Regions from separate parts of the Homo sapiens genome. Here region 1 is linked to region 2. Evidence: chromatin loops called from intact Hi-C (ENCODE). Cell type or tissue: breast epithelium. All regions are shown on one strand.

Region 1 (2,500 bases), 840 kb after region 2:
CGTAAGAACTGAATCTAGCACCATATCTTTAAATGTCCTGAGATCCTTGGGAGGAATAGTAACAGAAGTTCAATCTTACATTAAATTTAAAATTTTCTTGATTACCCTCCAAAATAGTAAAGTATGACTTAGGGCAGCATGGTTCAGGAGAATAAATTTCTGTAATGGAAAATCAGAAGTCCTGGATTTTTTTTTTTCCAGACAAGTTCTTACTTTGTCACCTAGGTTGGAGTGCAGTGGCACAATCTCGGCTCACTATAGCCTCAGCTTCCTGGGCTCAAGCAATCCTCCCACCTCAAGCCCCAAGTAGCTGGGACTACAGGCACGTGCTACCATGCCCAGCTAATTTTTTTGTATTTTATTTCATAGAGACGGGGGTCTCACTGTGTTACCCAGGCTGTTCTCAAACTCCTGGACTCAAGCAACCCTCCCACCTCGGTCTCCCAAAGTGCTAGGATTACAGGCATGAGCCACTGCACCTGGCCAGAAGTCTGGGATTTTAATTTGGGGATAATGCTGCCACAGAGGTGTGATGTGATGCTTAACTTTTCTGAGATTGAGTATAAAAAGAAAAAAAGGAGTTGAAATGGTGTATCTTTAAAATTCTTTCCAGTATGAAACATTCTAATTCTTATTTACTTTATTAATACTGAAATATTGTGGAGTTTTCGAATTCACTGGCTCCAGGATAGTGCTGCCAGAGAAAAACATTGTTGAGAAGAACATTATTGTTGAAAAAAACATTGAAACACAACTAAGATCTTCAATGAATCATCTTTCTTGAAGTTTCTGGGAAAGGGAAAATTATTTTAAAAATATATATTTCTACTCTCTATCAAGTGTTCTTTCTTTCTTTCTTTCTTTCTTTTTTTTTTTTTTTTTGAGATGGAGTCTTGCTCTGTCACCCAGGCTGGAGTGCAGTGGTGTAACTCGGCTCACTGCAACCTCTGCCTCCTGGGCTTAAGTGATTCTCATGCCTCAGCCTCCCAAGTAGCTGGGATTACAGGCATGCGCCACCAGTGTTCTTTCTTATAGTAAGTTAGAATGTCTTGTGAGAAATAATTTACTTGATTACCATTGTTAGAAGGTTTCCATTTCTTAGAATAAAGAAGTGTTTGCGAAGAAAATTATTTCAATTGCACATCTCTGATGAAATCTTCTACTCCGTGCTAGTTGGATTGTTTATTTGGCCCAAGGGCCTAAAACCTGAAATACTACATTCTTGGCGCAGTTCTACATTCTCACTATAAATGTAATACCTGAGGTTGCAGGAGGTTAAGGAAGAGGGAAAAACTTATTTTATGCCTGTTATTTCATCTTATCCTCTTAGAAGAAAAAATATTCTTGTTTATCTTTTGGGGAAAGGATTAATTTGAATGGTCATTTTAATTATAAGATTGAAATGGAACAGGGAAGGTGATTTCATCAGATTTTTATGGAATATCTGCTACTTAAAGAAGCCGTAGGGCCCAGCATTTCCACTCATAGGCATATGCTCAAGAAAAATGAAAACATATATCCGCCTAAAAACTTATACATGAATAATTCTAGTAGCACTATCCATAATGGCCAAAAGTTAAAGCAGTCCAAATGTCCATCACCTGATAAATGGATAAAATGTGACATATCCATATAATGGAATATTATTTGGCAATAAAAAGAAATACTGATTCATGCTATGCATTGGATTTGAAAACATGCTGAGTGAAAAATGCCAGTCATGAAAGACCACATATTGTATGATTCCGTTTATATGAAATTCCCAGAACAAGGAAATCTATAAAGATGGAAAGTATGTTAGTAAATTTCTTAGGAATGGAGGGAATGGGGTGGGGCGAGGCTGGGGTAATAGCTAAAGGGTATGGTTTTGTGTGTGTATGTATGGTGATGAAAATGTTCTAAAAATAACTGTGGTTGGTAACGGTTGTACATATCTAAAATGCTAAATACTAAATATACTAAAAACCATTGAATTGTACACTTTAAATGGGCAGAGTGTATGATAGGTGAATTATATCTCAATAACACTGTTTTTATTTTTTAAAATATCAGGGGTTACAATGATTAATCCAAATGTGGACTTAGACAATTACCCTTCTCTGAAGAAGCACTTGCCATCCAGTTTTAGAATACTAACTATGTGTGTTGAAAACTGATGCAAAGGGAGAAAATAGTAGGTTTTATAGAAGTGACATTTAGCCGGGCGTGGTGGCTCACACCTGTAATCCCAGCACTTTGGGAGGCTGAGGCGGGCGGATCACGAGGTCAGAAGATCGAGATCATCCTGGCTAACATGGTGAAACCCCATCTCTACTAAAAATACAAAAAAAAATTAGCTGGGCGTGGTGGCGGGCGCCTGTAGTCCCAGCTACTGGGGAGGCTGAGACAGGAGAATGGCGTGAACCCGGGAGGCGGAGCTTGCAGTGAACCGAGATCGGCGCCACTGCGCTCCAGCGTGGGAGACAGAGCAAGACTTTGTCTCAAAAAAAAAAAAAAAAAA
Region 2 (2,500 bases):
GACACACAGCTAGGAAGTAGATGAGCTGGGATCCCACTGGTTTTTGCTCTCAGTCACCATAGCACCTCACAGCTGCCTGCCTGGTCAAGCTGGAAAGGCTTCCTTCTGTCTGCTGTTCTCCCTTCAAGCTGCAACCCTCCTCTCAAAGTCTCAGGGTTTCTCCTTTGCCCCATCCTTTGTCTCCCTGGTAAGACTGAGCCCCTGAAGGATATCTTGCCAGGCTGCGGCTGCACGGATAGTGCCATCAAAGTGTTACCTGAGCAACAGAGCTACTCTGAGTCCATGGTGATGACTCAAGACTGAGGCTCAGGTGACCTAAGTTCCAATCTTGACTACTACCAACTCACAGAGCCACCTTGGGCATGTCAAGGCTCATCTCTAAGTCTCTTATTTCCCCGCTGACAAAAGACCAGGGTTGAAACAGATGAGAGGTTACAAATTCAATGCTAACAGGGCCCTCTCAGGTAACATGAATGGATGAAGCAGGCTGGGTGGAAGACAGTAGGGAGTAGTGGGGACTGTGGGGGAACCAGAGAGGTTCTGGCTGGAGGGGAGTCTGCTTCTCAGATTAGCCGAAGATCCTGTGTAGGAATTCAGGTCTGGGCTTCTACAGCACCTGCCTTTTCTAAAGGAGCCTCCAAAACTCCACATTTTCATATGAAATCTCCCGATTTGGAAATGTTGACCACCAATTAAAAAAAAAATCAAATCACTTTGCAGGTCAAACAAAACATGTCTGCAGAAGGGAATGGCTGAGAAACAATTCAGCCTTCAAGGAATCATAACATTTGTCCCCAGACACATGCTCAGTGAATATTCACTGGATGAACGAGTCAATTAGTGAATCTTAATATCTGAGGTTTCCTTTTTTAGAGTATTCTCTGGCCCACCCCTCAAATTAGGAAATCCAAAGCACTTGCCTCAATTTCATCTCCTACCCTACAATGGCTAGGACTCAGAGTCTTCATCCATATTTCCCCCTGGCTCCTCTTTGAGCCTGTCCTTTTAGAATGAGGCTAAGGGGTGTCTGTGAAACAAGGTTCCAGAAAACCTGGAGTTGAAGCCCAAGTCATCAGATGCTGCTCTCTGCTGCCCCCTACAGGTTTCTATAAATACTGCCTCAGAAGTTTGCTGTGATTCTCAGTTGGCAGCCTTAAGGGTTAATTTAAGCCTGCCCCTCTGGAGTTGGCACACTAGAGATGCTTTCAGTCTAGTTAGTGGCAGCCTACAAGCAAATCTGGAAATCATTTTAAATATAAAAAAATTTTAAAGGAATTGGACGTAGAAAAAATGCATAGGATACCAAAGAGTCAATAGCTGGCAAACAAACAAACAGCACCCCTCCCCTCCAACACCCACCTATTATCCTAGATATTGAACTAGTTAGGTGGGCGTCGTAGAACCAACTGAGAACCTGGCGTCAAGCCCCTGTAGATCCTGTCACCACCTCTGTGAGCCTTTATTTTCTCATCTCTAAAATGGGAATAATAATGCTTTCCTGGTAGACAATGGTCAGGGATAAAAGAGATAATGAAGACCACGGTGCCTAGTCTAGTCCTCTGCATCTAGTAAGCTCTCAAAAAATAATTCAATATTCATGCTAAAGACTATGCTTCCGGCCAGGCGCGGTGGTTCACGCTTGTAACCCCAGCACTTTGGAAGGCCGAGGCAGGCGGATCACAAGGTCAGGAGATGGAGACCATCCTGGCTAACACAGTGAAATTCTGTCTCTACTAAAAATACAAAAAATTAGCCTGGCGTGGTGGCGGGCGCCTGTAGTCACAGCTACTCGGGAGGCTGAGGCAGGAGAATGGAGTGAACCTGGGAGGCGGAGATTGCAGGGAGCCGAGATCATGCCAGTGCACTCCAGCCTGGGTGACAGAGCGAGACTCCGTCTCAAAAAAAAAAAAAAAAAAAAAAGACTATGCTTCCTATTAATTAGTCATTTACCATGTGCCAGGTACTGTGACAGCCGCTTCCACATTAATTTTTCATGTAATTTTCATGAAATCTCAAAAGGTAGATATTATCACCATTTTGGAGAAGTATAATAAAAACAGGAACAGAGATGTAAAGTGACTTGCCCAAGGTCACACAGCTAGTTAAGCATCAGAGAGGGGATTTGAACCCAAGAGGGAGCCACTGTCTGACTTTGAAACCCATATTTTGTCCCTGCCTGCATCTTACAGGTTTTATCTCCCTCTTGGTGCTCTTACCTCCTTCTCTTCTTCCGAGTGGATTTCTTCTTTTTCTTCTTTCCCCTGGAGGAAGGTGGTGGTGTCAAGTCTTTGTCATGAGAGGCACTGTGAGGAGCAAAGAGAGGAGCATTAGATAACTCATGGTTCCCCAACTCCCCAACCAGAGCTGGTGCAGCCAGGGAAGGACCCAGGTCCTTGGATGATCAAGGACCTATAGCCAGTGCCTCATTACCACCTCATGGCTGATTGGGTCACACTTCAGACTAAGTACCTAAATAAGGACTTAATGCCGAGTTAATGAG

Evidence for each region. A loop is a pair of places that touch in the nucleus more often than their neighbours do. Peaks named below come from ENCODE experiments on the same cell type or tissue, not always from the same donor. Only the 100,000 strongest peaks of a DNase experiment are listed, where the experiment ranks them.
Region 1: it touches region 2 in a loop (14-fold over the local background); 1 of 110 quality-filtered maps calls a loop at or near these places.

Annotation. Positions count from the first base shown.
Region 1 is chr12:118,270,674-118,273,173 of GRCh38, reverse strand. The region is part of intron 1 of TAOK3 (TAO kinase 3); the gene reads left to right. Among named protein-coding and RNA genes, the nearest start is that of TAOK3, 100 kb to the left of the region's middle. In breast epithelium, no CTCF peak of the experiment used is centred here; a DNase peak (open chromatin) is centred at 1,203; H3K27ac peaks cover 1,707 bases.
Region 2 is chr12:119,114,081-119,116,580 of GRCh38, reverse strand. It overlaps SRRM4 (serine/arginine repetitive matrix 4), which reads right to left. Exons shown (of 13, transcript NM_194286.4): 3 at 2,217-2,303. The region is part of intron 2 of LOC105370021 (a long non-coding RNA gene); the gene reads left to right. Among named protein-coding and RNA genes, the nearest start is that of SRRM4-AS1, 63 kb to the right of the region's middle. In breast epithelium, a CTCF peak has its summit at 1,107 (motif pointing left); no DNase peak of the experiment used is centred here.